Linked DNA regions of Mus musculus: region 2 is linked to region 1. Evidence: chromatin loops called from intact Hi-C (ENCODE). Cell type or tissue: left cerebral cortex. All regions are shown on one strand. Links, peaks and the distances in the headings refer to the core of each region. The heading gives the core; the rest is flanking DNA. Region 1 holds the start of Gm36005 (a long non-coding RNA gene). Region 2 overlaps Ranbp17 (RAN binding protein 17).

What was found. A loop is a pair of places that touch in the nucleus more often than their neighbours do. Peaks named below come from ENCODE experiments on the same cell type or tissue, not always from the same donor. Only the 100,000 strongest peaks of a DNase experiment are listed, where the experiment ranks them.
Region 2: a loop joins it to region 1, with 4 times the contacts of the local background. A loop is called at or near these places in 2 of 42 quality-filtered maps.

Annotation. Positions count from the first base shown.
Region 1 is chr11:33,540,384-33,545,765 of GRCm38, reverse strand. Gm36005 (a long non-coding RNA gene) reads left to right here and starts at 1,131. Exons shown (of 3, transcript XR_872362.2): 1 at 1,131-1,513; 2 at 3,096-3,748; 3 at 4,451-4,798. RefSeq lists a cis regulatory region at 2,261-5,382. In left cerebral cortex, for the core only: no CTCF peak of the experiment used is centred there; no DNase peak of the experiment used is centred there.
Region 2 is chr11:33,299,314-33,304,695 of GRCm38, reverse strand. It overlaps Ranbp17 (RAN binding protein 17), which reads left to right. Exons shown (of 28, transcript NM_023146.3): 19 at 1,826-1,929. Among named protein-coding and RNA genes, the nearest start is that of Tlx3, 98 kb to the right of the region's middle. In left cerebral cortex, for the core only: no CTCF peak of the experiment used is centred there; no DNase peak of the experiment used is centred there.

The sequences.
Region 1 (5,382 bases), core at 281-5,280:
CTCTAGACAATTCTAGAGCAGTGGTGCTCAACCTTTCTAATGCTACAGCCCTTAATACATATAGTTCCTCATATTGTGGTGACCCCCTGTATTGGCTAGTTTTGTGTCAACCTGGCACAGCTGGAGTTATCACAGAGAAAGGAGCTTCAGTTGAGGAAATGCCTCCATGAGATCCAACTGTAAGGCATTTTCTCAATTAGTGATCAAGGGGGAAAGGCCCCTTATGGGTAGGACCATCTCTGGGCTAGTAGTCTTGGGTTCTATAAGAGAGCAGGCTGAGCAAACCAGGGGAAGCCAGCCAGTAAGGAACATCCCTCCATGGCTTCTGCATCAGCTCCTGCTTTCTGACCTGCTTGAGTTCCAGTCCTGACTTCCTTGGTGATGAACATCAATTTGGAAGTGTAAGCCAAATAAACCCTTTCCTCCCCAACTTGCTTCTTGGTCATGATGTTTGTGCAGGAATAGAAACCCTGTCTAAGACACCCCCTAACCAGAAAGTTTATTTCATCACTACTTTGTAACTGTAACTTTGCTACTCTCATGAACTGCAATATAAATGTGCAACCCCTGTGGGGGGTTGAGACCCACAGGTTGAAAACCACTGTCCTAGAGACTCATTCACTCTGGAGATGGTGTCAAGGGCTTGGGCACACATGCTTTAAAGCCATGCTTCCCACATCTTACTCACCATAAGAGCCATCAGTGCACAGTGCTGCGTTATAGGCAACCGATCCTAGAGTCTTTTTTTTTTTTTTTAAAGATTTATTTTTTATTATATGTAAGTACACTGTAGCTGTCTTCAGACACACCAGAAGAGGGAGTCAGATCTTGTTATGGATGGTTGTAAGCCACCATGTGGTTGCTGGGATTTGAACTCTGGACCTTTGGAAGAACAGTCGGGTGCTCTTACCCACTGAGCCATCTCACCAGCCCGATCCTAGAGTCTTAACCTAGGCCTGGGACTTCTCTCTCTCTCTCCTCTCTCTCTCTCTCTCTCTCTCTCTCTCTCTCTCTCTCTCTCTCTCTCTCTCTCTCTCTCTGTCTCCCCCCCCAATGTGCGTGCGTGCGTGCGTGCGTGCGTGCGTGTGTGTGTGTGTGTGTGTGTTTGTGTGTGTGTGTGTATAAACAGATGTCAACTCCAAATGCCTTGGTACAAAAGGAAAACAGCTGGAAGAAAACTACTTTCGGAGAACTTTTCAGGGAAAGATTATACAGTGTGTCTGTCACAAGGAAGAGTCTGGCTGAATACATGAATAATGTATGCAGCAGACGGGAAACAGGGTTGGGTTTTTTTTTTCCCCTTTGTCTCATTTGAATCTTCTATGTCGGTGTCAAGAAGGAACAGGTAAAAGTCTAAGTCTGAGAAGACCGCAGCAGGACAAAATGGCATCCAATGTAAGACTGCAACTGAACAGCGAGGGCGTGTCCGAGGGCGGAGCTGCTCTTCATTCCAATCCCGGGTGTTTGAGACACTGAGTTGAAAACCAAGTGAAGGAACCAAAGAACATCCCAGGTGAGCAAACCTCACCCCACGTGACAGTGTTCAGCTTTTACAGAGGGTGGGAACGGCAGGTAGAATGCCTTGTAGATAACCTCTTGAGGAGGTCAAGTATACAATTCCAAAGCCTCCTTTAAAAACTGACGGGACGGATGTGGGGATGGGGGCAGGTGGGGGGGGCAGGTGAGGGGATGGGGGGGTGGGGGCTGGGGTGGGGGCGGGGGTGGGGGCTGGGGGTTGGGGAGAGTTGTCAAATAGGAATGAGAAGGAGCATAGTTGAGAAACAGTAATGCTTCAGATCTGACTTTCAAAAGAGGGGAGCTCCAAACACTGATCTCTCCCATTCTTTTGTTCGCTTGTTTGGTTCTCGAGACAGGGTTTCTCTGTGTAGCCCCAATGTCCTGGAACTCTCTCTATAGACCAGGCTGGCCTCCAGTTCAATGACCGCCTGCCTCTGCCTCCCAAGTACTGGGATTAAAGGCTCCTTTCTCACTCTTATGGCTTCTGGAAGTCTGACCCCAATCGGCTCTGTGTTGCAGTAAAGGCAACGGCCTCACCATCTGGATGTGCACGTTACCTTGTGAATTAAGACATTTGTTTAATTTCTCAAATGTTACAGGATGCCTTAAAGCTGGTCTTTTAGATTGAACCCTTTCACAGACATCTGTGACAAACAAACAAACTATGGCTATGTCCTCATAAAATCCAGGGCTGAGGCGCTGGTGGTAAATAAAGAGTCTCTAAGAGAGTCTTCTTTGAGAAGTAGGCAGATACGTCCCTGATGGATTTTGCTTTTCAATAACAAGTTATTGAACCAATTCACCAAACTATATCTTGAAGAATCAAACAGCTCTCGTTCATAAATCAAATCTTGTCTATGAAGCAGAACAAAGGAAACGGAGAGGAAAAGGGTGGAAAGTGATAACCACAGGTGCCACCAATAAAACGTAGACTCAGATGCAGTGGCATTCAAAGTCTCAGTCCTTAGAATGCAATAATAAATGAATCTTCGGAATGTAAAGAAGTCCCAGGAGGAATTATCCATTTAGAAGGATATGAGATGGGTACCTTTTCTGCATTTGTACATTGCTTACATCCTAACAAAACGTTCTAATCCATTTCACAGTGGGGTTCAAAGGCAAATTCTCCACCAGGGAAATACAAGTTTGTTTTCTATCTACTGTAGTAATTTAATATAATTTATCAACTTACTTTTTTTTCCACAAAGAATTCAGCTGTATACCCTTTCACACTTATCCCAATAGACTAATCCAAGCTTAATTTAGTGTAGGAACCCAGAAATGAGAGTCAGGAGACCTGGACTCCGCCATTAACTTAATCTCTATTTGCCTAAGTTTCCTAATATATCAAATGGGACAAAAGCATTTACCCTTCCTAGTTCACAGGTTTGTGGGAGGGTTAAAAATAAGATTAAAAATATGAAGGTGTTCTGGAAATGTGACATAATTCATTTAAATGGATGCTAACGAGTTGGACACGTGATCACACACACATCATTTACATCTCTAGAAAGTTAGACTTAAGAAGTAGCTAGGACATCACGAGGTTCAATCAGTCTATTCCCATATTAATATAGGTAAGGGTCAGAGACCACAAGATACATCCCAGAGGAAACAGCACAACCGCGTCTAAAAGCCATGCCGCCTCAACTCAGTGTTCTCTTCATTGGTCCCTGCCAGCTCTCCCAAAAGGATGCAATGCATGCACCTCAGATTCTGTCTACCAAGAACCAGGGTTATAAGACTACGGTATATCAGTGCAAGGAAAAGCTACCGTTCCATGAAGAAAGACACTGTGCAATGATCTGTTGTTACCTGTGACTCCACAGTCCCTCTCCCTCTGCCAGAACTATTTTACCCGCTAAACCAGGGGTGTATCTTTGGACTCTTTGCCATCAAACATCATTCTTCTTCCCAAAGGAATTTTAAATACTTCTTTTCAAGCACAGAGGAGCCAGCTTTTCACCCCCTGCCTCTGAAAGAACCTACAGAGATCACAAAGATATATTTGACCCGGCTCAGATGCTCCAAGAATACAGTTCACAAGACCATCCCACTTCATTACCACAGAGGGAAGAGCCTAAGAATCTGATCCCTTCGGCACCATGCAAGTGATTGTTTTTAAGATGCATTTGGCCAGGGCTACACAGAGAAACCCTGTCTCAAAAAAAAAAAAAGATGCATTTGTTGTCTTCACAATGCCAGCAATGAATCATTTGCATTCTTAAAGGTAAGTTGCATGTTCTGACACTGTAAACGGTGGTAAAAGTATTTCAAATTATCTCCCATTTGCTTACTGTATTAAACAAGAGAGTACATAAAAAGCAATAAAGTTATATCTTTATCAGAAAGGCATATGGTGCTTCAGCAAGCACTGCACTAGCGTGCCATTGTCTGCTCAAAGTTTTATAACGTTTTCCAGATTGAACACTGGCATAAAACAACTTGTATGCAGTTGCTTGGGGAAAATATTAAGAATGATCACCATAATGCTGTCTACCAGTGGCTTCTCATTTTGCTTCTTCTCCAATATTTTAGATAGACTTGATGTTATGAGTCACATAAAACAGCAGGAGTCCTGGTTGCAAAGACACCAGTCAACAGCAATTTATTAAAAGCCAACCACATACCAAGGACCTTATCTGGCCTATCTCTTGTCCTGACTCTAACCCTCTAAGACGCTATTAACTCATTTTACAAACAAGGGAAGTCATGACTCATTGGAGTTAGGTGGTTGCCTGGTGGCTATATTCGTGGGAAGAGCTGGGATTCAAACCTGGTCTGTTTGGTAGGACTTAATTCAGCACGTTTATTTACTTACTTCTTACAAGTTGTCAGAAGTCTCTCAAATATGAACCTGTTGGACAATAATAAGGATGAAAGAAAAGAGAACAAACAATAGGAGCACATCTCCTTCTCTTTCCTACCTTAGACAAGCTGGCTGGACTCACCATCCCCCAAACAGTAGCTCATCAGGCTGACATGGACGTGAAATGGACAAGCTGAATTGACCTTGTGAGGAGCTCCATCTGTGGACTGGGGCAGTTGACCTGAGTCCACTTGGGTTTAAGTCCTGGTCCTGCCCTCCATCACAAAGGTCTGTGGCCTGGTTTAACCTCATTCAGTTTTATTTCCTTCTCTGTAGAGAGCCACCCTCGTGGGCTTCAGTGATACAACATGTCTGATGCACACAAAGATGCGAGGTGTACAGAACACTTGCTGCCGCTGATCCTGGCATGCTGCTGGGTGCACGGTAAATGATAGCTCTTTTTATTGGGACTACCGCTGAGAGGTTGCTGTATAAAAATAAAAGACACATTATTGGGGAAAACAAAACAAAGCTCATAGGATCTGGTTTAACTGGCTTTTGTTGGCACCTAATGGATCCAGTCCTCTAGATTTAGGAGCATCTTAAAAACAAAGAGTGGGTATCAAGCACCAGGTTTCCATTTTCAAAAACAGATGCTCTCTCTCTCTCTCTCTTTTTTTTAAGTCTCAGCAAACACTAAAGTTGGCCTGACAGCTTAAAATAAAACCCACTTGCTCTCTCCTGACAGCTGAAGTAGAAGATTAGTGCCACTAAAAGTGTGAAGAGTTCCTGGAATTTCTAATTAGTATGTCAGTCCCTACCCTGTGGACCCCCAGGCTTTTGTACTTTTATATAATAATCTTTTAATTCTCATTTACACCATTCCCAAACTCTTCTAAAATAAACAGATGACAGCAACATCAAACTCTGTATAGAGGCTACTGACAATAAATATCAGCCTGGCTCCTTGCAAAACTGAAACAGGGACCGATTTGCACGATTCCTCGGCCCAGGGAAATTCTAGGAGTCCTGCAATCTATTATTTCTTTGTTTGT
Region 2 (5,382 bases), core at 304-5,303, 240 kb after region 1:
CCTTGATCAAATGGTGATGGTGGTGGCATGATATAAATGACTACAGTACTGGTGCTGTTTTGAGATTTGTGCTCTAAAGTGAAGGGGGATGCAACAGAAATAGAAGGGAAAGAGGAGGCACTTGCAGAAGGTCTGGGAAGGGTGTGGCCATTTTAGATGACTTTTTTGGATGCAAGCCTTAAAAATACAAACTTATGTGACAAGCTGTTTTGGCGATGAGGAGTAATATGGTCACATAATATCTTGACAAAGCATAGATTATAACTTGCTCTGCTTCAGTCTTCACCCAATATCTAGACCCAGGACTAGACCACAAGGAAAGATTCACTGGCTTGGCAGCTTTTTCTGTTCACTATTCTGTTGGACTCGCAAGAAAAATTATTATATAAGTTTTAAGGGAAGAAGCAAATCATAAAATGTAAGGGTCAACCAGATCAGCCACCATTTAGCAGTCAATGGACCCACCACTGATTGCCTCTGTCTGTGGCCTTGGACTTCGTCTGTATAAGGATGAATGTATCTGAATTATCTGGAGAGCTGTGAAAACAGAGTGGCTGTTCCTATGCCCTAAGAGAGCAGATCTGGGTTGGAACCTGGAAGTTGGAATTTCATGAGCCTTAGGTAGTGGTCCTACTTCTGTACCGAACATGGGGTCTACTGGTCTCCTCTCTGTCGTTTCCTACAGCATGCTGTATTTTAAACCACTGGTAGCACTGAAATCAGAAGATTTGAACCATATGGTTCTCTTCCAACTTAGTGGGACCTTCAACCAAACATGTAAGCTTTTCTGTTGCTTTGTTAGTAAATGGTTCTATGTAGCAATAGATGAATGAGAGAATCGATCTAATTTCTGAGAAACCGATTTTGAAAAGAATAGCATACAAATTATCAATGTGTAAAGATTCTGTTTTGACAGAATCGTTAAGAACAATATAGTCTACCTTTATATAAAAAATTAAGGAGGAGTATCTCATTTTACTCTTTGCCCATAATGAAGAGGAAATGCTCCATGGAGAAGAGTTGAAATCTAAACATCCTGTGAGAGAGCCTCATCTTTTTTCCATTCATTAATAAGTCCATCTTTAAAGATTTGTCTGTGTGTGTATGCATGTTTCCAGAAGAGGAGCTGAGGCCCATGGAGCGAGGGTTAAAGGCACCTGAGCTGCCTGATGTGCTCCAAGCAGTACTCAGGTCCTCTTAGCCACTGAGCTAGCGAGCTTGCCAGCCCCTGGAAGTTAATTTTTTAAAGAATATAAATGAAGAAGAAGAATAACTTAGAGCTACCTGGGCACCTGACCCTCTGAATTCTTTGCGGCCATGGCTCCAAAGAGAGAGAGAGAGAGAGAGAAGGGAGAGGGAGAGGGGAGAGGGGAGAGGGAGAGGAGGGGGAGGAGGAGGGGGAGGGGGAGAGGGAGAAGGAGAGGGAGAGAGGGAGAGGGAGAGAGGGAGAGGGAGAGAGAGAGGAGAGGAGAGGAAGAGAAAGAGAAAAAGGGGGAGACCAATGTCTGTAAAGCTTTCAAAATAGCCTTTCCTGAGGGATCAGGGAAACTGTGGGGCCCCCAAATCTAAAGATGGATGGAGATGCCTGGGGCCTGAGTCAGTTAAAGCCAGGGAGAAAAGTGGCTCTTGAGTAATGTTGCTGTTTCATTTGGTATAGAGTAAAAACCAGAATATGCAATGAGCCCAGGCACCAGCTGTGGCATGGATACAGATGCAGGGTGACTTCTTCTCAGGGACATCTCTAAACCTGAGTGACCCACTCAGTGGTGAGGCTAATGTACATTAGCGTACATTTTAAACTGTGACCCTTTTGTCTCTTTCATAGGTGAAGATGAGGATGAATTTGAGAATTTTATGCTGCCTCTCACAGTCTCTTTTGAAACAGTGTTACAAATATTCAACAATAACTTTAAACAGGAAGAAGTAAAGGTGAGTTTTGTTTTCATACATGAGGAAAGACAAGTTTATTCTTTAACACCAGAACAGGCATTTGTGTATCTGTGTACTTGTATGTATGTGAGTTTCAAACCCACATCTCTAAGTAATATGCTTATGAGTTGAGCTTTAACATAAGCTTCTCTAGTTTCTGATGCAAATAGACTTTGAGGTCAGTGAGTGTGGCCAAGGACAGTCACTTCACAGTTAGGTGGTGCAGATGTGTCTCCAGTGATGCTGTCTGTAAGAGCAGAGTGCCCATGGGCACATGCTTTAACCATGCTCCCACCTACCCGGCCGACTCTGTGTCTCAGCGTGTCTGTATAGATACACACATGTGCCAAAACCCTACATCTCTGAAGATTTTTAAACAAGAATTTCTATAAATCAGGACTTTATTAAATGGCTAGGCATATGTGTATAAACAGGAGCTGGTCTTCAAGTATTGCATCCTTAAAGTGAACAAGTGATTAGGGTAACTGATGGCTAAATAAGGCTTTATGTGCCTGTGGGAGCCATATTAGGATTGATTTGACAAGTCACTTCAGCTGTGGCAACAGTCATAATATCTAAGACAACATTATGTTTTATTAGTAAAATCCTTAAGTGTACCAAGCTGTTTGTGACAAAACAGCCCCATATTTTATGGGGGGTGGGGGGGATGGGAACAGGAGCTTTGCCAAACAGAAACAGTATCTCCTGAAATTATACGACATCAGTGCTATCGCAAACAGATAAGCACTGATTATTAGTCTTAAGAATAATAACTACACTTGAGAGAAGTAGGTACCTTTGTTGGTGGTGCCCTGGTCATATGTTATTGTTATTTGAAATACATTAAAATATTATCCATCTTTCATGGCTTCTCTTTTCCTCTCTCCCTTTTCTCTATCTCATATATATACACAAACAAATACCATCAAATCAACTAGAAAAGGGATAACCTTTGGTGATATTTATATAATTCTGAGGGGAAAAATTATGGAAATATTATACCTTTTATTTTAAAATAGAGATTTTGAACTAGATATCATTAAATTTTTTTTAAGTAAATAAGATCTCAATTTTTCTTTGTTTAAATGGTCTTCCTAAATTCTGTGTCAGTGACCAGTCAAATTAACTGTAATTTTTAGATGTCTTCTAAATTCTTCTGACCAACAGAATCTTTATAGCTTTTTAGTAGCCATTGTTGCCTCTTATCAAAAGAATCAGTGATGTTGAAAAGTGCCATCTTTATAAAAATTACATTTGTCTCATTTGAAGATTTCATTATATTCCACGCCTGTTTGGATGTAATTCCATCTAGTTTGATAGAAACCATCTTCCTAGAGTCATTTTTAATGGAGTTCCAGTGATATATCCCTAAACTACCGAGTTCTTAACGACCCTGGAAAGTGACTGCTTGATTACACTTTAACGGTATTTGCAAATAAAATCACAAGTAATTAAGGGGAAATCTCCAGGCTTTTGAGCAAGTTTGATGCATGATAACTGCCTGATTCAGCTTCATCTAGAGTAATGCTGTGTAGGCAACAGCTACTGAGATCAATAGCAACGTAATGATAGTGGCAGAATTAAGTGAGTAACCTGAGCGCTGCCTCAGAATGCATGCAGCTGCCACGAACCAAGGCCACACAGTGCACTCCTCGCTTCCGTCCTAAATGTTCATCAAAAGACGCCCTGCAGGAAAATGGAGTTAGATGCTCTTTATTGCTGATCGTGTCTCTTGCCACATTTATCAGGGAAATTGGATTAGCAGTTGGCAGCTGCAGGTAGACAAGATTCTGCAGTGATTAAATATGCAGCTTGGCTGCATTTGTTGTGACAGACCTTTAGTAAATTCTACTGTAAGCACCATCTGTCTAATTTGTATGAAGAAAACTTGGTGCTTACAGCTGCCGGTAAAGAACAAAGTCTGTTGCTTTATCATAAACAAAACTTTTGTACTAAATGGTCTTAAATGTAATTTATTAGGTTAAGGCTATTTTTTCTATCATGGTGAATAAATAATACATGCAAAGGTGCTTTCAGGTCCTTCATTCACACGTACTAGAAATGAAAACAGTTCTGTTTTGTTCTCTAGTAAAGTATTCAGTATTCCAATCCACAGGAGGTGATGCTGCTAAAATATTGTTATGAAAATGCTGTAGGACTGCCAAATTCATTTAATTTGCAACCTTACCAGGATCATCTAACTCTCTATTTATAGATATTTTTCAAATGCAGATTTTAGGTTGAAGTTGAACATTAAGTTCTCTCAAACCAAAACACTGTGAGGAAAGAATGCTGAGAGGCTCTTATTTATGACTGTGCTTTCTTTGCTTGGTCCTAATAAAATTTAAGTGAATGGTAAATTTTTGTCTTTTTTTATTTTTCTCTTCAAAATCAAAGAAAGAAAGGGGGGGTGGAAATCCGGGTTCTGGGATATTATTTCAAAATGTCTCTTGCCTCCCACCCCCATCATTTTATAGTCAAATATAATGTACTGTTCCCCTTGCCCTGGCATAGTTTTCAATTCAGCCATGACGTCACGGGTTTTAAGGAAAATGAATGAAAACTTCTCGGAGGAAGAGGAGCAGTTAAATAGAACCTGCTATCTTTAGTCCCTTCGTAAAAACTCCTCGATGTTAAATTATTTAAAATCCTTGATTTTCAGCATGCGCACATTAAAAGTTTTCGCACTAAGTGCCAAATGTTGCAAACAGCACTTTAACAGAATGATTTTGCTTTGATCCCTGTAGCAGTTCCTGAATAATTTATCACAGGTTATTGCCTTAATTCTGGAGAGGGATAGAGCAATAAAGGCAGATGAAAACACTCCAGTTGAAACACCTTGGGGCCTGCTCATTCCTCTGACACGGCTCTTTTGTTGGAACTATTTAGAGGTTATTAAGATGTGTCTCCAGAATTAAGAGTATGCTGTAAGGATGAAGACAGCCATCTTAATTCTAAAGACAAAGCACAATGACCCTTCACCTTCTTTTTCTTTGTTGTTATTATATAGTAGAATTATGAGGATAATATTATAGCTGCCCCAGTAGTGCCACTACAGTAAAGGGTCTGTCAGCCTTCCCATTAGAAACCCTGTTTGGGGGTCAGGGTGGAAGGAGCTGCGCTTCAGCCGTTTCCCAGCCCATTCGTCTCACACTTGGCACACAGACAACTGTTCACCATGCTGCCGACTGAAGCTCTCAGCAGTTTCTTCTTGAACTCTCCAAAAACGAATCCATAGGACTAGATCACTAGACTTACCCCACTTGTCCAATGCACCTCCGGTATTTATTGGAGCCATCACCTTCTAGATCTGTCTACCCTAAAATCCCGGGTTATTTGCTAGCTCGTGTGAGCTCCTGGTTCCGGCTGTCTGTCTCGTCCGAGAGCTGAGTATTGAGGAAATTCTCCTGTAGCTTTTATGTATCTGTGTAGATTCTGTGCTGTGCTGAGAGG